Linked DNA regions of Homo sapiens: region 2 is linked to region 1. Evidence: read pairs that join two places in POLR2A ChIA-PET (ENCODE). Cell type or tissue: Panc1. All regions are shown on one strand. Links, peaks and the distances in the headings refer to the core of each region. The heading gives the core; the rest is flanking DNA. Region 1 overlaps CNKSR3 (CNKSR family member 3). Region 2 overlaps CNKSR3 (CNKSR family member 3).

Evidence for each region. ChIA-PET counts read pairs that join two places held together with the same protein. Peaks named below come from ENCODE experiments on the same cell type or tissue, not always from the same donor. Only the 100,000 strongest peaks of a DNase experiment are listed, where the experiment ranks them.
Region 2: POLR2A ChIA-PET joins it to region 1 with 10 read pairs; 3 of 35 experiments call an interaction of 5 or more read pairs at or near these places.

The regions. Positions count from the first base shown.
Region 1 is chr6:154,467,847-154,480,505 of GRCh38, forward strand. All of the region lies in intron 1 of CNKSR3 (CNKSR family member 3), which reads right to left. Among named protein-coding and RNA genes, the nearest start is that of CNKSR3, 37 kb to the right of the region's middle. RefSeq lists a silencer at 9,086-9,286. In Panc1, for the core only: no CTCF peak of the experiment used is centred there; a DNase peak (open chromatin) is centred at 7,140.
Region 2 is chr6:154,407,815-154,420,473 of GRCh38, forward strand. It overlaps CNKSR3 (CNKSR family member 3), which reads right to left. Exons shown (of 13, transcript NM_173515.4): 10 at 6,485-6,609; 11 at 3,120-3,328; 12 at 2,529-2,618. Among named protein-coding and RNA genes, the nearest start is that of IPCEF1, 57 kb to the left of the region's middle. In Panc1, for the core only: no CTCF peak of the experiment used is centred there; a DNase peak (open chromatin) is centred at 2,917; H3K27ac peaks cover 446 bases.

The sequences.
Region 1 (12,659 bases), core at 2,906-10,905:
CCTCCTGGGTTCAAGTGATTCTCCTGCCTCAGCTTCCTGAGTAGCTGGGATTACAGGTGCCCACTACCACGCCCGGCTAATTTTTGTACTTTTAGTAGAGACAGAGTTTTGTCATTTTGACCAGGCTGGTCTCGAACTCCTGACCTCAGGTGATTTGCCTGCCTCAGCCTCCCAAAGTGCTGGGATTACAGGCATGAGCCACCACGCCTAGGCTTTTTTTTTTTCTTTTTTTTCTTTTTTTTTTTTTTGAGACAGGGTCTTACTCTGTCGCCCAGGCTGGAGTACAGTGGTTCGATCTTGGCTCACTGCAGCCTCCACCTCTTGGGTTCAAGCAACTCTCCTGCCTCAGCCTCCTCCCAAGCAGCCAGGATTATAAGCAGGCACCACCACACCCAGCTAATTTTTGTACTTTTAGTAGAAATGAGGTTTCATCATGTTGGCCAGGCTGGTCTTGAACTCTTGGCCTCAAGCAGTCCACCCTCCTTGATCTCCCACAGGGCTGGAATTACAGGCATGAGCCACTGCACCCAGCCCATATATATTTTATACACACACACACACACACACACACACACACACACACACACCATGACCATCTAACCTAAAAAAGTCCACCTTTGTATCACAGTCACTTCTATCATACTGCCTTTTAAATTTTTTCCTTCTGAAGACAACACTTTTTGAAATTACCGACTCTATTAGGATAATGGCTTCCTGTCTGTCACCTCCTCTAAAACATCTGCACCGTAGAATTAGGGATCTCATCTGTCTTATTACCTGCAGTATCTTCTCCACCTCCTAGAACAGATTCTAGGAGGCACTTAGTAAATAACTACTGAATGAATGAAGAACGAACGCCTCCCCACACACCAAAGCAACAGGAAGCCATTATGGAAAAATTCAAATATAGCGGACACAGAGTCAGACAACTTGGGCTTAAGAACCAGCTTGACTTCCTGATTTCCTCTCTGTGTACAGAAGTTGCTTAATCCCTAGACCTCAGTTTCCTCAGCTTTATACTAAGATAGGGTGGGCATAATGGCTCATGCCTGTAATCCCAGCACTTTGGGAGGCTAAAGTGGGAGGATCGCTTGAGCCCAGGACTTAGAGGCTGCAGTGAGCTAAGATCGTGCCACTGCACTCCAGCCTGGCCAACAGAGCAAGGCCTCATCTCTAAATAAATAAATAAAGTAAGAAAATAACGAAGTACTGTGTTTGACAGTTCTTTGCAAATTAAAGAGTACTTTATTATTGCTGTTAATGACATCTTGAGTCAATATTTATACTGGCATCAAAGAAAAAATTCATTAGCATAAATCCTTAAATAAGCAAGTTAATCTGGCAAGACTGAACTTTCTCATCTTCAACCCCATTTTGCAACTGATTGGCTACCTCTCAAGTGCGTGATAGTTTGTTTACAAATAATAGTAGAAAGAAAGTATAAAGACCAGGGTTCAGGCCCCTACTCTACCACCCAACTTTAAGCCCTCCTCCCCCATCATCATCGCATATGAATAATAAATATATGAATAATCCAGAGACCTCAGAGTGCTACTGTGAAGATAAAAACCTAGTATTACACTTTGTCCAGCCAGTTGGAGCTTGCTCATGTCAGCCTACAATAGGATTTTGGCACCAAAGGCTACGTGGGCACCATCAGGAAAAGCACCATCCTATTAAACAGTGGGACGATGACACCAGTCCCATTCCATTGGCAACGCTAGACAACACCTCCACAAAAAGCCTTCTATCACCAGTCCTATGTTCTTTTGCTACCAGATCTTTCTTATTAAGATGTAATTCATGTACCATAAAATTTTCTCTTTTAAAGTGTACAATTCAGTGGATTTTAGTATTTCCACAAGGTTATGCAACAATCACCACTATCTACAGCTGACCCTTGAACTAACTTGGGGTTAGGCATGCCAACCCCCTCATAGTAAAAAATCCATGTGTAACATTTGACTTTCCCAAAGCTTAACTGCTAATAGCCTACTGTTGACCAGAAGTTTTACAGATAACATAAAGTCTATTAACACACAGATTTATATCTACATATATTTTATGCATTCATGACATACCTTTTTCTTAATTTTTTCTGATATTTTGAGACTACAAAGTTTTTTCAAATTGTTGCAAATCTCCAAAAAATTTTCCAGTACGTTTACTGAAAAAAAAAATCTACTTATAAGTGGACCTGTGAAGTTCAAACCTACATTGTTCAAGGGTCTACTGTAATTTGAGAACATTTCCATCACCCCAAAAAGAAACCCTACCCACGAGCCATCATTCTTTATTTCTTATTCTCCCAACTCCTGTAATAAAGAACCTACTTTCTTTCCTTTTTTTTTTTTTTTTTTTTTTTTTTTTTTGAGACAGGGTCTCACTCCATTGCCCAGGCTGGAGTGCAGTGGTGCAATCTCAGCTGACTGCAACCTCTGCCTCCCAGGTTCAAGCAATCCTCCCACCTTCAGCCTCCCAAGTAGCTGGGACTACAGATGCAAGCTACCATGCCCAGCTAATTTTTGTGTTTGTAGAGACAGGGTTTCACCATGTTGTCCAGGCTGGTCTCAAATTCCTAAGTTCAGGAACTCCACCTGCCTTGGCCTCCCAAAGTGCTGAGAACGAATGTACTTTCTATCTCTATGATTTGCCTGTTCTGAATATTTCATATAAATCATTTCATACAATATGCAACCTTTTATCTTTGTCTTATTTCATATATCATCAGGTGATCAAGGTTTATCTATGTTGCAGCCTGCACCAGTACTTCAGTCCTCTTCATGGCTGACTAATATTCCATTGTATAGATATACCACATTTTTATCCATTCATCAGTTGATGGACACTTGGGTTTGTTTCCTCTTTTTGGCTATTATAAATAATGTTGCTATGAACATTCATGTATAGGTTTTTAGGTGAATGTACGTTCTCAGTTCTCTTGGGGATATACCTAGGAGTGGAACTGTTGAGTCATGTGGTAACTCTTGAACATTCTGAGGAACTGCCAAACTGTTTCCCAGAGGAGCTGCACCATGTTACATTCCTGCCAGCAATTTATGAAGATTCCAATTTCTTCACATCTTCACCAACACTAGTTATCATCCATCGTTTTTAGTATAGCCATAATAGTGGGTAAGAAGTAGTGTATTATTGTGTTATCAGATTTTAACATCCAAATTTTAAGTAGGTCCTCAGAAACAGAAACTAAATACCAGACAGTGGAAGAAAAAAAATCCATATTACGCCAAGACAGTATTCCCAAACTTCAGTCATTCAGTCATTCAAGTACTACCCTCATGATTTTACCAAATCTGAGTGTCATTTCTACTTATTTACTTGTTTAACAAATCAATTCATTTTTAATTTCATTTTTATAAGAACCTTTAAGTCACTGCTATAAATATGTGTTGCTTGCCATAAATAGAAATACCATGAATGCACACTTTGGGAGGCTGAGGCAGGCAGATCGCTTGAGGTCAAGAGTTCGAGACCAGCCTGGCCAACATGGTGAAACCCCATCTCTACTAAAATTATAAAAAGTAGCCAGGCATGGTGGCACAGAGGCATGCAATCCCAGCTACTGGGGAGTCTGAGGCAGGAGAATTGCTTCAATCCAGGAGGCGGAGGTTGCAGTGAGCCAAGATCGCATCATTGCACTCCAGCCACGGCAACAAAGCAAGACTCCCTCTCAATAAATAAATAACATGAATATAAATATGAAAGCAAAGCAAACTTAGCTAGATGGAACTGTCTCCCAGGGCCTGCTTATTCATGCTAAAAGAAAAATTTGCAAATAAAAGGTGCTGGAAAAATGACAGCTACAGAGAGAATCTTTCCTTGACCTCATCAAACAGACTGGACAGCAAGGTGCTGGAACCATCAGTGACACAGTAGTTCCCTGTCACGTTTGTGTCTCTTATAACGTAATCTCTTTACTATCCCAGGCACCTCACTTTGAGAGACCCTGCCATAACGCTTCAGGAAATGCCAGTCCTGAAATAGAAGTCCAGTTCCATAGTGGCCATCATACTGGGGGTTTTGATGGACAATTCTCTACATAGCCCATTACACTTGGCTGAGGGTGTCCCTACTTCATGGTAACAAACCTTGTTCAGCAAATTTCCAATAAGTCTGCCCATTCTCTAGCTGCAAGCACCTGGCTTTTCAAGTTTCAACAAAAACAACTTTCAGAGCAAATATACGTAATACAAATTAAAATAAAGAGCACCTGCCCTGGGCAGGCAAGCCCAGACAGCGCTATCCATAATGTGACAAAGTGCCTGGATGGGCTTTACTGACAGAACTGGCCCCAAGTATAATTTAAAAAAAACACACACACAATGCACTGGTTGTGCTTAAATACAATTCAGCCTTCCTCACCCAGCCCAACACACGTACTATTTATAGTGAGATAAAAGCAGCCAGTGACAGCATATTTGGATGCCTCCAGATTTTAAGAATAATTATCATCTGTCATCATCCAAGCTTAATAAAATACTAAATAGTATATTACATTAAAAGAAAAGGAGTGATGATTAAATCTGAAGGTACTCCACTGCCTCTGTACCTGGGTACTCCTCCTGGGCCCTCAGATCTCTGCTCACACATCCTTTTCACTGGGAACACTTCCCTGGCCCTCAACTCTAAATCCCCCTTATTTCGTATCTCGGGATACCTATCATTTCCCTTCCTAGCACATCTCGCTATGTAGTTTACTCTATGGATGGCTGGTGTCTGTCTCCCAACAACAAACCCCATGAAAACAAAAACCACGACTGTTTTGGTCCACATCATGCCGCCAACAGCTACAACAGTTCTTGGGACAGAGGAGATATTCAAGAATTATTTGCTGAATGGATGAGTTCAGAGGATGTCAAAATTGTATAAATTTTTTTTTATTTTATAAGGTCTGGCCATACTTAGAACTACCACTAAGAGTACATCTTTAAAAGGAAAAAAAAAAAAAAGCAAAACAACAACAACAAAAAAACGTACAGGGCAGGACTCTACAACTTTCTAGAGTTCCCTGCTAACTGACTACAACCCAGGCTATCCCATACAATAGGAACCTCCCTTTCTTCTAAACTAAGTGAGGTATCGAGTCTATCAATGAGCTTTTATGGAGGGCCTGCTGGTCAGTGGAGGGAAGTTGGTGATGAAGGAAGGAAGAAGGCAAAGAAACTAAAATGGACTGAGTGCTTACCATGATACACACATTCCTCCTTCAGTCCCCAAAGAACCCTCCGTGATCACCATGGTGCATCTTAGGCTTATAAAATGTAGTAACTTGCTCAAAGTCACACAGCTAATCTATGGTCAAACAGGAACAAGTATCTAGTTCATTATGAGCTGAAGACGTTAGACAAGTGCCAGAGAGCACACACACGTTGAAAGGGGCCAGAAAATAATGGACAAAGTTAGATGATAGAGCTAGTGGGGCTATTGTTAGTTTATCATTTTCTATGCGTTAGGCATAGGACTAAAGCATTGACTCGCAAAATTTGATGTGTTCATCATACAAGCTCCAGGAGGTGGGCACAATGATTATCGCCATTTTTTTAGGGTGAAACTGTAGCTTAAAAGAGTGACCTGGAAAGTGGTTGAAATCTGAAGCCCAAGCTGTCTGAGTTCACATTCAGAGCAATGACCCCTGCCTCCACCTCCTGCCACGATGCTGGGGGAGAATGGCATAAACAAGGCACAGAAGAGGAATGAGGACGTTGTACAGTGAGCGCATGCATTTAGGGAGTGTCTACTCTACAGGGTAACGAGTAGAGGTGAACGACAGAGCCCGGCTCTTACAGAGCATCTAGAAGACAGTGAAGTCAGAGTGGGTCTGACATATAGGGTCTGGAGTCAGGTCGCCTGGATTCAAACACTGACTAGCTGTGCAACTTAGACAATCACTTAATTTTCCCATGCTCAGTTCTCTCCACTATTTTTTTTTTCTTTTTGAAACAGAGTTTTGGTCTGTCACCAGGCTGGAGTGCAGTGGCATGATCTCAGCTCACTGCAACCTCCGACTCCCTGGTTCAAATGATTCTCCTGCCTCAGCCTCCCAAGTAGCTGGGATTACAGGCACGTGCCACCACACCCAACTAATTTTTGTATTTTTAGTATAGACGGGGTTTCACCATGTTGGCCAGGATGGTCTCGATCTCCTGACCTTGTGATCCGTCCACCTCGGCCTCCCAAAGTGCTGGGATTACAGGCGTGAGTCACTGTGAATGGCAATAGTTATCACACCTACCTCATGGGGTTATAAAAAAAAAAAATGGGACAGCTGGGAGCAGTGGTTCACACCTGCAATCCCAGCACTTTGGGAGGCTGAGGTGAGCAGATCATGAGGTCAGGAGATCAACACCATCCTGGCTCACATGGTGAAACCCCGTCTCTACTAAAAAACATAAAAAATTAGCTAGGCATGGTGGCATATGCCTGTAGTCCCAGCTACTCGGGAGGCTGAGGCAGGGGAATCGCTTGAACCCGGGAGGCGGAGGTTGCAGTGAGCTGAGATCGCACCACTGCACTCCAGCCCGGGTGACAAAGCAAGACTCCGTCTCAAAAAAAAAAAAGTGGGGGGGGGCAATATAAAGTCCTTCAACATACCCAGCACACATCAATATTAGCTATTATTGTTCTTGGAACTAATGGAAAACAAAAACAAGGTTAGATGGGAAAGATATGGCCAAAGTAAAGGACCGTGGAAGGATTGAGTTCAGCAGGGTCTAAAGAATGTGCAAGATAGACGGGGGCTTGCTAGAGTCAGAGATGCCCTTGGGAAGGCAGCTGGGCCATCCGGATGTGGGGTGGTGTGCCCCTGGCACAGCCGTAGACTATAGTGTCATGGGAGAAAGAAATGGACAGGATGAGATGATGGACTACGACATCACATGAAAGGCAAAAACTAGCCAAAGAGGGTGCCAAGGGTTTGGACCAGGTTCAAACTCTACACTAGACAGAAAATGTGGCACAAAAGAGAGAGGAGAAGTGTGGGAAGAAGATGAGGTCATGCCTTTCCTCCTGTGCCTGCTGACTTGACAGTGGCTGTGAGTGAGTCAGAAAGTTGGGCAGAGACTGCGGGCCTCAGGAGGCTCCAGACCAGGGCCCTGCGGAAGAGCTGGCCCAAGGAAATCACCATTTACTGAGCATATACTATGTTTACATTGTTCATGGTTAAATCTAAGTCTTGTTTTTTCCTTCTGAAAAGTCTGCAAGATCACTCCTGATCTCCCTTGTACACGAGGAAGCTGATGGAGAGGGACTGGGGACATTGCTGAAGATGACACAGCTAAAAAGTGGTAGAACTGGTCTTGAGGTCCAGGCCCATCCGACTCCAGAACCCATTGTCTTCCCACTGGGAGGCTCAGCCAGAGAAGCCGGGAGGTAGAACAAGTTCTGCTAAGAAGCCAGCACCTCAGAGTTACAACACACGCCTGGCCCTTCTCCACCTCGTCCCTCCTGGCCACCATCTCTCCCCCTGGGCGCCCTTCCCTCCCCTTCTCCAATCCAGCACTGTGCTCATTAGGCAGGACCCAGCAATAATCCACCCTCATCCATGAAGTTTTCACGCCCCCTCCCCGGTGGAAATGGTCACCTCCTCCATCTGCTGCGGCCCTTGCTGTCCTCCCTACCCACCGGCATGTATAGACAAGCTTCAACTCAGGTGTGGTGTTCTGGCCACCTTATGCCACCCGCTGACAGATGGGGCTGATTCTGCTATTGGGCATTTCCCAGGGCCTCTTGCTCCCTCTCAGCTCCATCCAAGTCCCCCTGAAAGCTGCACTCTCAGTCAAATGTCAGTCTTCTGGGGACAGGAGGACTCCCCAGCCCTAGGCCTTCCTGGGGCGGAGCCACCCTGCTGCACCTCTGACAAATTCCAAGTACTGTGGCTAGCTCTGCTCCACTACGTCCTCCTCCAAACTAGAATGTAAGTTTCTAGAAAGAAGTCATTTCCCTGTGCTGTTTGTAGTGCCTTACACGTGGTCGACGACCAATAAATAACCACCATTGTCAAAGATGATAAAAAAACCTTAAGTACAGTAACACCTCACCTCACACAACTTGGAACCAAAAGGCAAGCCAGGGGACCTCTAGGCAAACAGTGTAAGAAGGCTTGGGGGTGTTGTTTTTACCCTGCAAACCCAGCAGTGATGCCAGCAGAAGTAATAATATCATTTTTTTTTTTCGGATATGGATGGTTCAGCGTTAGAAAGACTTGAAAAAACAAAATGAGTCCTCCTTCTTTGAAATGTTAAAGATATGATAAAACCTATGCCATCAAGTACATTCGCTTGACTTAAGGCCTTCTAAGACAGACCTTCGGGCCGGGCGCGGTGGCTCACACCTGTAATTCCAGCACTTTGGGAGGCCAAGGTGGATGGATCACCCGAGGTCAGGAGTTCAAGACCAGCCTGGCGAACATGGCGAGACCCTGTCTCTACTAAAAACACAAAAATTAGCTGTGCGTGCTGGCAGGTGCCTGTAACCCCAGCTACTTGGGAGGCTGAGGCAGGAGAATCACTTGAACCCAGGAGGCGGAGGTTGCGGTGAGCCGAGATCGTGCCATTGCACTCCAGCCTGGGCAACAAGAGCGAAACTATGTCTCAAAAAAAAAAAAAAAAAAAGACAGACCTTCACCCAAGGCCTGTTTGTTCTCATTTTAGAAAGCAGAAAAGTTCTTTTGTTTCCCAGCCTTCAAGAGAGACAAGTTTAGTAAATCCAAAAGAGGAGCCAGTGTGTGTTACTTGGAGCATCGGTTACCTAAAAGCCAAGGACAGTAACTTAGAAAACATGGCATTCTGGGGTCACTCGGCAAAGTAGTCATACGAGTATCGGTAGGCCCTGTCATTATGGTAACCACACACTTCAGTGATTCTGAATAATTCATTCTTTCATAAGCAAGGAATGAAGAAATCATTAACTCAGGTTGAATGTACTCTGTAAGCCCAAAAAGTTAAAAATTTATTTTAGAAAGGTTTCCATCCAAAACTACAGGGAAAAATTAAAAATATCCAGGTCTTAAAAATATCCAGGTTTAAAGACCTTAAACCAGGTCTTAAGGTTCGGTTATCAGGAAAATCCCTATATATGAAACAGTTCATTCCCTCATGGGCCCAGCAAACAGAATGAGACATCATATCAATTCTCTCAGAAGAACTGCAGAATGTCTACTTTCTTATCTTCTTTTAACTTTGCAAATAGCCCAACTATGAAATGCACATGGCTGTGAGGTCAGGATGTCCTGAAGCCAATTTAAGGACCTAAAAAAACCTATTTTTACATAAAGAACCAACTTTATTTCAAAGCATTTCAAAAAAAGACAATTCCTTCAGATTTTTCAATCACTGAACTATCAAAAATGATTGTAACATTATAACATCATGGCTTTTATTGGAATACCTGGGCAGCTATCAGCTTTGCAGAGTGAAAAAAAAAAATTCTGAGCTTCTTTGTAATTTTTATTTTTATTATTTATTTATTTATTTTTGAGCAGAGTGACCCAGGCTGGAGAGCAGTGGTACAATCTCGGCTCACTGCAACCTCTGCCTCCCACTTTCAAGCAATTCTCCTGTCTCAGCCTCCTGAGTAGCTAGGACTACAGGAGCACACCACAAAGCCCAGCAATTTTTTTTTTTTTTCTGTATTTTTAGTAGAGATGGGGTTTCACCATATTGGTCAGGCTGGTCTCGAACTCCTGACCTCAGATGATCCACCTGCCTCAGCCTCCCAAAGTGCTGGGATTACAGAAGTGAGCCACGGTGTCTGGCTGCTTCTCTGTAATTTCTAGTAGTTTCAAAATGTCACTGATGGAATGACATTGATACTAGCTATTGGTAATTAACTAGGCCAGCAAAGCTTGGGCCCACCCAAGGTAGCCTGAAGAGCAGGACTGCTAATGGACTCCCAATCAATGTGCATGGAGGCTCTCCCTAAATACTTGTCATCAGCTCTCCTGCCATCCACACTGCTCTTCAAACACCCAAATGCACTCATGTGACTCCCCTGATTTAGACCTTCAGTGATCCTCCCATCATTCACTACAAAGATGAGTCCAAATCCCCTAACATCACTCACCGCCAGGCACCAGGGGAGCCATCACAGAAGAACGTCCTGCTCTGCTGGGGCTTCCGTCCTTATGACGGAAGAGAGGCAGCGAACACACAAACCCAGAACAGGGCAGGCGGTAAGTGCTTGGAAGAAGGCTAAGGCAGGCACCGGGGCTGCAGAATGGCACTTATCCAAGAAGTCCTCTCAAGAAAGGTGAGTACAGCCTGAATGACATGACCATATGACAAGCAAAGGCCTCCCAAAGCTGGCCCGAGGCCTGCTGGCCAAGCTCCTCCTCCGCCCGTCCTCCTCTTGCAACCTGCACTCCAGCCTCGGGAGCTGGGATTCCTTCTCCTAACACACCTCGCTGCTTCCACACTCCATGCATTTGCATTTGCTCTTCTTCTGCCTACAGCATCACCCACACACCTATCTGGTCTGGCCAACTCCTCCTGATCCTCCAAGGCTCCCCAGAAGCTTCTCCTCCTTTTTGAGGCCTTCTCTGGACACCAACCACGCACCAGCTTCCTCACCAGCAAGATTCATCACTTCTCCCTTCTGCCCCTCTGGACTGCACCGTGTTTATTCATGTGTCTGACGCCTGAGCAAAGTGGAGTTCCTTAAAGTCCCGGAGCTGTGACACTCATCTCCATAGCAGCAGCCCCAGGTCCTTCAAGACAGCCGTGCCTCTAGGGCCTCTGTTAATAAAGGAATGAAATGCACATCCTCTTTTTACAATGCCATCTTTGAAAAGGTCTGCCCATGAAGAAAGCACAAACAAATGCCTTTTTATTTAAAACTCCCTTTGTAAAAATCACTCTCCTTTTTTCCTGAAACCTGCATCTTTTAAAAGTCCTTTTGGGTTCTTCCCCCTGTAAAACTATCTTGACACCTAGCCATGTATCACGGCACATGAAGCAGCTACAACACTGCAGTTGGAAAAACATTATGCTGTGAAGGAAGAAACTCTATCTGCCAAGACACTTAAAGGCTTGCTACAGATATCATGAGAATGCCATGCTGGCCACAATGAAAGCAGCTTGGACACTCCTTTACAGCCTGTGATCATTTTCACAAACATTTCCTAAATTCTACATAGTAAAACTTTCTTTCCAAGGAGGACAAATTGTTTAAAAAGGGGGAGGAACATATTCTTTTCTGGTTTTGTTTTTCTGTAGTTAAACTCTGAGCTTTAAAAACACAGCCTATACCCCCCCATCCTTAGAACACCCAAACAGAAAGTCATTTGGAAGTAAAAAGGAAAAAAGTGGCCAGGACTCAAGACAAATGGCTCCCAATAAAGGAGATGGATTCAGAGAAAAAAAAAAAAAATATTCTTTCAGTGCAGATTCCACTACTGTTACTTGAGTTTCCATTCTGTTTTCAATGTGAGGCAAATAAAATTGTAGAAGTGAGAGCCTCCCATGTCGGTGGAAGGGAGTTGGATTCAGAATCAGGTTCTAACTGCAGAAACACAGGCCAGATCTCATAAAGACCAGCCCAAGCCACGCTGACAGCTGGCCCTCCTCAAGCCTAAACTAGAGCTCCAAAACTGAAGACCCCCTAAAAATAACAAAGAAAGAGCATTCAGCTGCTCCATCCAAACTCAAGCACAAAAGAAAGCGGGGGTAAAAATCGTTTCCATATTTCACATAAACACAGATCTCACTGCGACAGCTAGGAATGCATGAGTCAACCAAGGACTGACAATAATTACTGCACACATCGAGGCCCCCCACTACAATTCAAGACGAGAATGTGCAACACAGAACGAAAATTATGGACGTCTCTATTGGGAAATGTTTGTGCTTACATATTTCAAGATGGCTCTTTTAAAAAAAATAAAGTGTCCTTTTACGTGAGCTTTTAACTTTTTTGTTGTTGTTGTTCCAGAGAAAGCACCTGGAAGAGACTTTAAAATTTAAAACTTGTCCCAGAGTCACGTGAGATTTTATTCTTGCAACTTACTGTAACTGTACACTGTGAGTTTCTCCCAGCCCCCAGACTCCCTCACACGGTGGTTAAGATTAGTTCTGCCCCTGAACAGACTGGGGGTTTAACTGCACTGCAGTGGCCCTTGTGGGGCAGGAACAGAGGCAAATAAATCACAGAATGGCTGTAATTCCAGAAGAACAATTTTGGGGGAAGTAAACTTTCTCGTTGTTGGCTGTCAGGAACGGAAAGTTATCTATGGTGTACAGTGTTGAGAACCAGGCACCAGATGTCTGGTGCTGGGGCCGTCTCATTTCATGAAAAGGAATGTTTTCTTTTAAATGTCTAAATAACAAGTACCATTTCCTGAGCCCTTCTGTATTCCACAACATAAGCTGGGCACTCTCTCCTGCTGTTTCATTAATGCTCATAACAGCCATGTGATGTATTATTATGCCCACTTTGCAGATGTGAAAGCAAGCTCCGAAGGGCTAAATGCTCAAGGTCATACTACCATTGAGTGCTAGAGTGAGGATTCAACACGGGTTATTTTACTTTGCCCCAGACTGGCTCTGCTTTCCCCCTACAGCAGGTGGGGCACCTGTTCTGGTGTGTGTGACTTCCGCAGGCAGGCAGGTAAAGCCTTTGAGAGCGGCGGAGTCTCATGAGCAGGA
Region 2 (12,659 bases), core at 2,076-10,075, 61 kb before region 1:
AAGTTTTCTAAATTTTAGAATTTAGAAAATTTTAGCCTTTTTCAAATTTTAGAATTTGAAAAAAAAAAAAAAAAAAAAAAACCTAAATTTCCAACAGTGGCACGTTGAATAAATAGGCGCTAGAGCCATAAGATGGCATTCTAATACGGCTATATTCTTTTCAAATATGGTGTAGATAATATTCATTTTTACATAGTATTATTGAATATTTACTTCTCCCCTTTTTTTGAGACGGAGTCTCACTCTGTTGCCCAGGCTGGAGTGCAATGGAGAGGTCTGGGCTCACTGAAACCTCCGCCTCCCAGGTTCAAGAGATTCTCCTGCCTCAGCCTCCCGAATAGCTGAGACTACAGGCGCCCACCACCACACCTGGCCAATTTTTGTATTTTTAGTAGAGACGGGGTTTCACCATGTTGGCCAGGCTGGTCTCGAACTGCTGACCTCGTGATCCGCCTGCCTTGGCCTCCCAAAGTGCTGGGATTACAGGTGTGAGCCACCGCACCTGGCCAACTTCTCCCATTTTGCACATTTTTCTAAGTATATAAATGTAAATACAGGAACAACTGGAAATCACACGAAACATTCACAGTGATTATTTCTTAGGTCAGAGAAACAGATTCCAGCTGAGTTTTATTTTCTCATGCCTTCCATGTTTTTCAATGTACTTGCTTTGCTTTTGTAATGAAAGGGGAACAGTCACATTGAAAAAGTGCCCATTGTCAAAAAGCCACATGTTGCATAAGTCTATTTATATGAAATGTCCAGAACAGGCAAATCCACAGAGTAGATGAGTGCCTGTCAGGGGCTGAAGAAGGACGGAATTGGGAGTGACTGCTAAAAGGCACAAGGTTTCTTTTTGGAGTGACAAAAATGTTCTGGAATAGTGGCAACTGGGGTACAACTCCGTGAATATACTAAAACCCACCTGACTGTATATTTTAAAAAGCTGAATTTCATGCAAAGAGTTATATCTCAATAAAACTGTTATTTTTTTAAGTGGCTGTGTATAGATAGATACCTTTATTCCAAAACAATCATGCAAGAAAAATATGCAAGGAGGAGTGGAGGGAACAAGTATTTTTCCATTTCCCAATTTCACACCCCATAACCCTGACACTTCATCTCTCCATGTATAAAATAAATAAAAGGCTCAACCCTGGCTCAGATGAACGGCAAGGAAGATGTTAACGTGTCTAAATCTAAACAACGGACAGCCCTGCCACCTGCTGACTGCTCCATGGATACTCACACGTTAACTAAGGGGATCCTGAATGGTAGGTACCCAGGCATCTTTCCCTTTTTCACTTTAGCATAATACAGGTGATATGGGTACTTAGGTGACAAACTTTACCAAGTCCCTAGAAAGGGTCAGGGGTCAATCAATCCCTTTGGAAGGTTAGGCTTCCAGAATTTTTTCTTCTTCCTTTTACTATCTAAAGCCTATTGTACTTTAACTTTTCAACTGCCCTTTGTTTCAACAACTGCAAAAACAATGTTATAATGTTCTGCCAATGATGACAATCAAATGCAATCTGGCAATAAAATGAGAATGTTTTAAAACATTTCACTCAAGACCAGCATAATAACCAGGGACTTTGATTACAGGGTGAATTAAACACAAATTTCTTTTCAAATAGTAACTGCCTTCTAACATAAGAAGGACTTGGAAGAAAAAAAAATCCATGTTTGTTCATCAGAAATCAAACAGACTCCAAAAATAAAAGCAACAAAATTTAGAATAAGATTGTTTAATGAAAGCTGGGCATGGTGGCACACGTCTGTAACACCAGCTATTCAGGAAGCTGAAGTGGGAGGATCACTTGAACCCAGGAGTTCAAGGCCAGCCTGGGCAACATAGTAAGACCCCATCTCAATTTTTAAAAATAAATTTTGAAAAAGATTGTTTAATGAATAATTTATTTCTATTCATTAAAAAATTAGACTATTGGCTGGGTATGGTGGCACATCCCCGTAATTCCAGCACTTTGGGAGGCTGAGGCAGGAAGACCACTTACAGCTAGGAGTTTGAGACCAGCCTGGACAACATATTGAGACTCTGTCTCTACCAAAAAAAAAAAAAAAATTAGCCAGCCGTGGTGGCGTGCACCTGTAGTCCCTGCTACTCAGGAGGCTGAGGCAGGAGGATCACTTGAGTCCAGGAGCTCAAGGCTGTAGTGAGGTATGATCACGCCACTGCACTCCAGCCTGTGTAACAGAGCAAGATCCTGTCTCTAAAAAGTAAATGAATAAAAATTAGACCATTAAAGTCTATAGCCTTTTTACAGCACTCAATGCTAATTAGGATATTTACAATCACTAACTAGGATTATATAATTTTGCCATTCTAGAAATAAGTAGGATCTTAAAGATCTTCAGCAGTCCTAATTTTACAGATGAGAAAACGGGACTCAGAAAGGCCAAGTACTCAGTCTACTTATTATAACACATTTAGAAACAGAGGTGAAACCAGGCCCTGGGGCTGTTCACTCCCCATTTGCTGTTCCTTGGTTTGCTTGGATGAAACGTACCTTTCCTGCCATGACCTCGAGGTCTGGCAAAAGGGTCCACAATCCCCATCCAGTTCCCATCAGCAGGCATGGACAAAGGCCGTGGCTTGCCTTCAGAGGGACGAGAAAGAAGGTGACAAGTTTGATGAGTTCTGGAACTTTAGTGAACCGTTCCCTTTATGTATAACTTAGACCTCACAATACCACACCCACTTAGACAGAAGCAATAACAAATTTTAAAATAAAAGTATTTTAAAGCACTGTATTTCCATAGCAGGAAATAGAGTGCTACTAAGATAGAGGCACATTAAACTTGAGCCTGTGAGTCTACAGAGCAAAGCAACTCCAAAGCTAAAACCCAGGCACTGAAAGTTAAAACTGTAACATGATCTCACCCAGTTGGGCTTTCATGCCAGGCAGAGTAATGACTCAACAAGGATCCGCTTGACAGAGATGAATAAAGGTCTCATACTTAGAATTTCATTGAGGTTTATGTTTTCCTCAGATTACTCTTGAAGTCTGCCAAATTCATCCAACAGTTCCAACTAAGGCAGGGGGCGGGGAGGAGAAGTCAAGGCCAACGGCAGAACAAAACAAACACTTGAAACTTACCATAAGATGGTGTTTTCTCTCTCATTTTTGTGGGCAGAATGTTGGTTTCCACCGAGTACCCAGGCAACTGATCCGAGTCTGCAATGGTGAATCTTCGTCTCCGGCTTTCCTGGTCCAAGAAGGAATTCGGGGACTCTGAACCCTTAGGACCAGGCAATGGTTGTTTGCACTTACTGGACCCTCCATAAACAAAACTGCCATTCTCATCCCTGGAAGATAATATGGACAATAATTAAGTTGTTTACAAAGATGTTCTCATACTGAAGAATTCCAGCAGTGCTGCTACCTCCAGCACACAGAAGATAATTTAAATTCTCCTTTTCCACTGGAGGAAAAGCATTCCTTTTGTCAACCCCAGTTGCCGCTCAAATACATACAGATCCTATTAAATAAGCAAAATACCATGACGTGATGAAATAAGAATAAATGCAGGCCGGACACAGCGGCTCCCGCCTGTAATCCCAGCACTTTGGGAGGCCAAGGCAGGTGGATCACCTGAGGTCAGGAGTTCAAGACCAGCCTGACAAACAAGGTGAAACCCCATCTCTACTAAAAATACAAAAATTAGCCAGGTGTGGTGGCAGGAGCTACTTGGGAGACTGAGGCAGGAGAAGTGCTTGAACCCAGGAGGCGGAGGTTACAGTGAGCTGAGATCATGCCACTGCACTCCAGCCTGGGCAATGGAGCGAGACTCCATCTCAAAAAAAAAAAAAAAAAAAAAGAAGAGTAAATGCAGGGTTTTTTTTAATATCCAAACAAATATAGCTTTGAAAAGACAGCTCTAGTTTTCCTGTGCTTCTGTGTGTAGCTGAATATCCTATTTACTACAGCAATCACACATTAAGGTATGCTCTAGCGAACCACGTTGCTCATGCCAAGAGTCGGATCTCTGCCAAAATCCAGCAAAAAAGACTTGATATATTATGAAGTTGTTAGATTTGAAAACCATGTCAAAAGATACAAAGGAACCTTTATAGTAACCAATGGAGAGTGATTCTTTTCTGAATCAAATACTACAAAAACCAGCAAAAGTTGGATCACTGATTCCATTCTAATTCTATCTACATGTCAGTTTAAACTGTAGGATTAATTTGAGTCCAAGTTACCAGCTGCTTAGTTTTTTTGCACTTGGTAAATTCCATTAGGCAAATCAGGACAAAAACTGCTAGACAAAATACAGAATCAACTGAGTCCCAAAGCAATCTACTAATCAGCCATGTCTGTGTGTGGTATTCCCAGGTGGGATGGCATCCACCTACCCCTCCCACCCACAAATATATCTCCTTCCATACCTTTAAACCGGGCATATAACTCCCCATTCACAAAGCTTTCATGACTCATGACTTGTTTCTCAGTAATCCATTCCCATTTTTCATTCCTCAGAAAATCCTTCATGAGTGGTGTGTGTGCACTCTCAAAAGCGTCTTCCCGAGCAGTTTAATCCAGCTCTCCTCCTAGCCCCAGGTTCCTTTATCTCTCACTATGTACACAGCACCCCTTTTCTTGCCACTACTCCAGGAACCCAGACAAGAATATTCTGGATCAAGGGAGGGTGCCTTCCTCCAGTTTCTGATAGAACAATCCACACATTAGTAGTGGAATGTCATGCTCTCTATATGCAGAGGGAAAGACTACCTGTAACTTTAAACACACTTAAGATCCTGCAAACCAGAATGCCCCGATCACCTGAGGTACATTCTCTACACGCTATAATAAGTTCTGAGTAAGCCAAGACTCAAGGAAATGGAAAACAATGTTGAATCTCTGCACCCAATGCAGAAGAAATACAATGAAGCAAATACCTCAGCTTCAAATGAAAACCAACAAACAAAAAATTCTGATAGAAAGTAAAATGTCACTGTAATAAAATCCAGCCTGAACTTTGTTTTATGAAATATTATAACCTAATCATATATTTCTCAATATATGCTTGAATTGTTGAATAAGACCCTGGCAGTTCTGTAGGGTCAAAGACCGAGTCTGTTTTGTGTCAGAGGGTAACCCAGACCCAATACTCAGGAAAGATATGCTGAATAAATGAGCCAGATTGTCTAGTTTTATCAACATATATAAATATGTGAGTTGATAAAAATAAGCCTAGATCACACCTAAATCATCCTGTACACTCTATATACCACCCTCATTATACCATACAGTATTCAAGTTAGCCATGAAGAAAGCAACTATCTTTTTAAGAATTTATGGTACACACACACACACACACACACACACACACACACACAAATATGAAATGTTCATACCTACACTCACAAGGTCTGAGTTTTTCTGTTTTTTGTTTTTTTGTTTTTGAGACTAGGTCTCACTCTGTTGTCCAGGCTGGAGTGCAGTGGTATGATCATGGTGTATTGTACTGCAGCCTCGACCTCCTGGGCTCCAGTGATCCTACCACCTCAGCCTCCTGAGTAGCTAGGACCACGGGTGCACACAACCACACCCAGCTAATTTTTTAAATTTTTTGTAGAGATGGGGCCTCACTATATTCCCCAGGCTGGTCTTGAACTTCTGGGCTCAAGCAATCCTCTGAACTGGCCTTCCAAAGTGCTGGAAATATTGGCGTGAGACACCATACCTGGCCACATAGGTTTTTTTTCAAGTTCTATGAAGAACACATCTTTCTCAGCAAAATCAAGCTGCAACTCTCATTAATCTCACAGAAATACTTATTATCTACCCCCTCAAGATGAATTTACCATGGAGTTAATGAAACTTAACCTGCAGGGCCCCCAATAGACCCTTCCAAGGCCCCAGGAGAGCACGTTTTCATTCGTTTTTCAAAAGTAAGGTATTGCTATATCCTTTTGTTTCTTTTTTGAGACAGGGTCTCGCTCTGTCACCCAGGCTGGATTGCAATGGCACAAACTCTGCTCACTGCAACCTCCACCTCCTAGGCTCAAGCGATTTTCCTGCCTCAACCTCCTGAGTAGCTGGGACTACAGGCATCTGCCACCAAACTCAGCTAATTTTTGTATTTTTTTATAGAGATGAGGTTTTACCATGTTGCCCAGGCTGGTCTTGAACTCCTGAGCTCAAGTGATCTGCCCGCCTCAGCCACCCAAAGTGCTGGGATTACAGGTGTGAGCGACCACACCTGGCCAATACTGCCATATTCTTTTCTCAGAAGGGCCCTCCCCACCAAACTGTATAGCTTCAAGCCCCACAGAACCCAGATATGTCCCTACACTCCTATAAAATAAGGCTGATCATACTTTTAACGGCAGTTCAAGATTCAGCCCTGTCACACTGTGGCTCAGCAACTTCCTCTCTCAAGATCCTCTTTTCACACCACCATTTACAAATGACACCAACAGGAGACAAGCATACCATGACAATGGACAGCAACATACCGGGGAGAGTAGGGAACAGCAGGCGGAGGAGGAATATAAAGATCCAGGATGGCTGACTTCTCCTTCTTCAGTGAGGTATCCATAGTGCTTTCAGGGGACTGGGTTGTCGCGGGTGGAGGTGAGGTCTGAAACAGGAGTAACACAGCAATGCAAAGAGTGGAGATCAATTCAGAGATGATTCTTGGTGTTTATTTCCCCTCCCCCAAACCAACACCAACCCCGTGTCTGAACAGGGACTGAGGTCATTCATGTGTTTACAGATATTGGCAATATTTAACTTACATTCTTCTTTGAAACCTTAGAATGAGCTGAGGGATTTGAATGACGATGTATAGTGGCAAGAAGCAGAGGCTTAGGAGCCAGGTGCCAGGGTTATGACTCTAGCTCTGAGCAAATCACTTAAACATCTGTGGCCTCCCTTTCCTCTTCTGTAAAGGAGTGATACTGATAATATCTCTTGCATAGAGCTGCAGTGAGAATTAGATGAGTTAGTTCATGAAAATTACTAGCAAGGCTGGGCACGGCGGTTCTTGCCTGTTACCCCAGCACTTTGGGAGGCCAAGGTGGACAATGGATTGCTTGAGCTCAGGACTTCGAGACCAGCCTGGGCAACATGGCGATACCCAGTCCCTACGAAAAAAATATAAAAATTAGCCAGGCGTGGTGGCACACGCCTGTAGTCCCAGCTACTTGGGATGATGAGATGGGAGGATTGCTTGAGCCCAGGAGGCAGAAGTTGCAGTGAGCGAAGAGTGTACCACTGCACTCCAGCCTGGGTAACAGAGTGAGACTCTGTCTCAAAAAAAAAAAAAAAAAAAAAAAAACAAGAAAGAAAAGAAAAGAAAAAGCAATCAGTAGCAGTGCTACTATTGACTAGGAGTATTGCTTGGAACTCTGGATGTGATCCTGGCTAGACTTACTAGCTGCCCATTTTTTTTTTTTTTTTTTTTAAGATGGAGTCTGCCTCTGTCTCCCAGGCTGGAGCACAGTGGCGCCATCTTGGCTCACTGCAACCTGTGCCTCCTGGGTTCAAGTGATTCTCCTACCTCAGCCTCCCAAGTAGCTGGGATTACAGGTGCGTGCCACCACACCCAGCTAATTTTTGTATGTTTAGTAGAGATGGCGTTTTGCCATGTTGGCCAGGCTGGTCTCAAACTCCTGACCACAGGTGATCCGCCCACCTCAGCCTCCCAAAGTGCTGGGATTACAGGTGTGAACCACCACGCACAGCCCTTATTAGCTGTTTATTGTTGAGCAAGTCACACAATGTCTCTGTGCCCCATCTATAAAATGAGAATAAATAGGGACAAGGATAGCACCAACATAGGGTGGCTGTGAGAATTAAGTAAGGTAACACATGTAAACAACTTAGGACACTGCTTTCCCATAGAAAATACACAACCTTATACCGTTTATTTTAGTACTATTTATACATATATGCATTCATATATACGAGTTAATCTTAACTTCAAATCCACATGGCTGAGTTTGAACTATGATACTGGTCTCAAAGGACATGGTTTTTAATATCTCATGTGAGAACTTCAATCTTACCTTCTACAATCTAACAATGACAACAATGATTTTTCTGGTTGGTAAAGAACAGCAAGGAAATCTTGGAGTCAAGGCAGGGAAATATTTGGTGAAGGCCAGTGAGACTGTGCCAAGCCCTGGGCAGACATAAAAAGGTACCCTTAGGCCCAGCGTGTGGGCACACACCTGTAATAATCCCAACACTTTGGGAGTCTGAGGCAGGTAGATCACTTGAGCTCGAGAGTTCAAGATCAGCCTAGAGAAAATAATGAAGCCCCGTCTCTACCAAAAAAAACAAAAACGAAAACAAAAAGCTACCCTTCAACCCTACCCAGCCTGGTTGTAATGGAAGAGATCTCTGAAGTGAAACTGTGACCTGATTCTAAGGATTGAAAGGACTGACTAGCCAGTGTGACGGAGCTAGACATGGCCACCAGGAGATTCACAGAGGACAGCTCATTTTCAGGAGAGATACCAAGTCACAGGGGCAGGGACTGAGCTTTCAGTCTTCCAGAGTAGAACCCCCATATTTTAAACCGTGGCCATTAATGCATAATCTATCAATTCTACTCAATTTGTAATTGATTGACATCTCAACATGTCAATTTCGGACCATATCTGAAAACATGAGGCCAGGATCCAGATTCTCCAAATCTTAGAAGCAAAAGTAAACTAGAACATTTCCACAAAATTGATGCTCCCTGAAAACACACATATTGATAATTACTTCTATATCAGTAACTCTCATTTCCCAGGAGTGTGGCATCAAAACAGAGTGGTGAATGCCTTTTCTATGATAGGACAACAGTAATGATGTTGAACAACTTAGAGCTCTCTTCTGAGAAGGGTGGGTGCCCAGGTACAAAGAATAATGAAGAATGGAACACAGAGAAACCCCCAGGGCTGGGGACTAAGTCTGCAGAGTATTTGTCTACCAGAGTTTATATTCTGAAAATATCCTGGGCACATCGCAAGAACACCTGGTAACTAAGCTATAAAATGGTGTCTGCATTTTGATGGTAATTATCTCCCTGTGTCACAAGCAAAATTAGGAGTCTCTGTCTCTCACCAGCACCTCTTCCCCAAACTGCAGCTAGAGGGACTTGGCAGGAAAGTAGGCAAACCAGAGAACATCGCAGTGTCTCTTCTTAAGTGAATTTCCAGAAGTCAAGGGACCAACGCTAGCCTGAACTTAAAAATTATTTTCACTCATGTTCTGAACATAACCATGTGAGTTTTCCTCTATTGCCTCAAACTCAATTATGCTCAAAATACCTAACATCTCTTCCTTCCAAATGGCCTCTTTTCTGACTTTCCAATTTTTGTCACCACGCAGGTTCCCTGTCACATTGGACACTTGCTTCTCCCTAGCCTTGCTGGCCTTTCTCACCCTTACCCCAAAACATTTTCGAATAGTCAACACTATTAAAGAGAAGAGCATGGCTTGGAAAGATTACATACCTTGACTAAGGGTCCCACAACAGCTAGTAAGTGGCAGAGCTGGGATCTGAACTGAAGTGGTTCAACTCAGAGGCCACATTCATAACCACTAGGCTGTGCTGCTTCCTGAGGCCTTCTGATGTGCTTCCCAGTGGCCTCCAGCATTCTTAGTCTTTCTTTCACTGAATCACCCATCACCAGCCTTGCCCAGGACCACATCGCCCTGTAGCTACCCTTATACAGCAGCCTCCCTTTTGGTGGTTCTTATGTTTAGATGTTATTATGGGCTGAACTGTGTCCCCTAAAATTCCTGTGTTCAAATTCTCACCCCCAGTACCCAGAATGTGACTGTATTAGGAGATAGGGTCTCTAAAGAGGTGGTTAAGTTAAAATGGAAGTCATTAGGGTGGGCTCAATCTGACATGACTGGTGTCCCATAAGATTAAGACACAGACATATATGGAGGGAAGACCACACGAGAACAGAGGAAGAAGACCACCATTTGCACACCAAGGAGAGGGTCCTCAGAATGAAGCCATCTCCACTGACTCCTTGACTTTGAACTTCTACCACCCCGTATGGCAGGCCTAGCTGAGTAATAGAGGTATTAATGTAAAAGCAGCTGTCAACTTGTCACCTGTGGAAGAAAGCCCATGCTCCCCAGCCTGGCACTCCATACCTGCCAATATAGTCTCAGGCAACCAGTCCAACTTTATCTCCCACCCTCAGCTCCACAGAGTCTGAGCTACTCATTTCTTCTGGTAGAAGCTCTGGAGCCCATCTAGAGTCTCACTACCGCCACTACCACCCCCCGCTGCTGGGAATGTCAGCTGCTAAAGCACACAGCTGCCCCTTCTCAGAAGAATGGCCCTCAGCTGACGGAGCTGCCTCGCCCGAGCAGGGCCACCAGAACCCGGAGCTGTGTGGCTCCACCAGGATGCTTCGTCCTGCATAGTAGGTCAAGGCTACGCTGCACCTGAGAGGCATCCTTGCTGCCTCCCCGTCATCATTCTGCCTTTCTCTCTCCCTTACCAGTTTTACTTGGAGCACATACCCTCAAAATTGCTTTCACAAGGATGTACACCTAAGACTCTGCTCTAGGAAACCTTATCTAAGACACCGCCCTTCCCCGATGGTGGTCTATCTATGTTTTGTGGGCGAGTGTGTTTGAAGAATAGCATTCATCTCCTCTACCATACATGCTCCCATCCGCCAATGCAAATCCCACCTACCCTCCCAGGCTCCCACCTCACAGTCCATACCTCTCTCTCCTTCAGAATCCAACATTTATCTTATGCAACAATTAGCGGGCAGAGCAAGCATTTGACAGGCACTCCATCAATTACCTACAAGGAATTAGCGCCTCTGGAATGTTAAGCATCATATTCTGAGAAATCCAAAAAAATCTAACCAAGTTTAAATTTTACACTGACCAATGCCAACAGAAACAGCTGGAGTATAATCAATAGGCTCAGTTATGGGCAATGATCTTTTGGCTCTGACTGCAAAAGCACAGGTGACAAAAGCAAAAACAGACAAGTGGGATTACATCAAATTAAAAAGCTTCTGCATAGCAAAGGAAATAATTGACAAGGCAGAGTCAACCTAAAAAATATCTGCAAACCATACATCAGATAAGGGGTTAATACCCAAAGTATATAAGGAACTCAAAGAACTCAACAGCAAAAAAAAAAAAAACAAAACACAAAGAACCTGATTTTAAAAATGGGTAAAGGACCTGAATTGACATTACTCTCTTGCTTTTTTTTTTTTTTTTTCTTTTTTTGGAGACAAGGTCTCACTCTGTCACTCAGGGTGGATGCGGTGGTACAATCAAGGCTCACAGCAGCCTCCCAGTCTCAAGCAATCCTCCCACCTTAGCCTCTCAAGTAGCTGGGACAACAGGTACGTGCCACCACACCCAGCTAGTTGGTTTTAAAAAATAAAAATTGTTGTAGAGACAGGATCTTGCTTTGTTGCCCAGGCTGGTCTTGAACTCCTGGGCTCAAACGATCCTCCTTCCTTGGACTCTCAAAGCACTACAATTACAGGCATGAGCCCCTGCAGCCAGCCCCGAATAGACATTTCTCAAAAGGAGATATACAAATGGCCAACAGAGATATGAAAAAATGTTCAGTGTCACTAATCATCAGGGAAATGCAAATCAAAGCCACAGTAAGATGACAGCTGGCACCTGTTGGAATGGCTACTATCAAAACACAAAAGGTAAGTGGTGATAAGGATGTGGAAATGTAGAAATCCTAGCACACGGCTGGTGGGAATGTAAATTAGTGGTGCCATTATGGAAAACACTACGGAGGTTTCCTGAAAAATTAAAAAGCAGCCTCACTACTGGATACACGTTTAAAGGAAATGAGATCAGTATGCTGAGGAGATATCTGCACCCTCATGTTCACTGCAGCATTTTTCAAAACAGCCCAGCCATCAACAGATGAATGGATAAGGAAAATGTGGTGTATATACACAAGGGAATGCTATTCACCCTTAAAAAAAGAAGGAAATGCTCGTGGGGCATGGTGGCTCACGCCTGTAATCCTAGCACTTTGGGAGGCTGAGGCGGGCGGAACACCTGAGGTCAGGAGTTTGAGACCAGACTGGCCAATATGGTGAAACTCCATCTCTACTAAAAATACAAAAATTAGCTGGGCGTAGTGGCGGGCACTTGTAATTTCAGCTACTCAGAGGAGGCTGAGACAGGAGAATCGCTTGAACCTGGGAGGTGGAGGTTGCAGTGAGCCAAGATCACGGCACTGCACTCCAGCCTGGGCAACGAGAGTGAAACTCCGTCTCAAACCAAAACAAAACAAAAAAAGAAGAAAAGGAAATCCTATCATGTGTGACAAGAGGGATGAACCTGGAGGACACTGTGTTAAGTGAAATAAGCCAGGCACATGTAGACAAATACCACATGATCTCACTTATATGTGGAATCTAAAAAAAAAAAAAAAAATTGAACTCTTAGAAACAGAGAGTAGAATGGTGGCTGCCAGAGGTTAGAAGGAAGGGGATTGGGGAATCCTGGTCAAAGGGTACAAAGTTTCAGTTAGCCAGGAAGAATAAGCTCAAGAGATCTATTGTATAGCACAGTGACTATAGTTAATAAAAATGCATTGGTGGCCGGGCGCGGTGGCTCACGCCTGTAATCCCAGCACTTTGGGAGGCCGAGGCGGGCGGATCACGA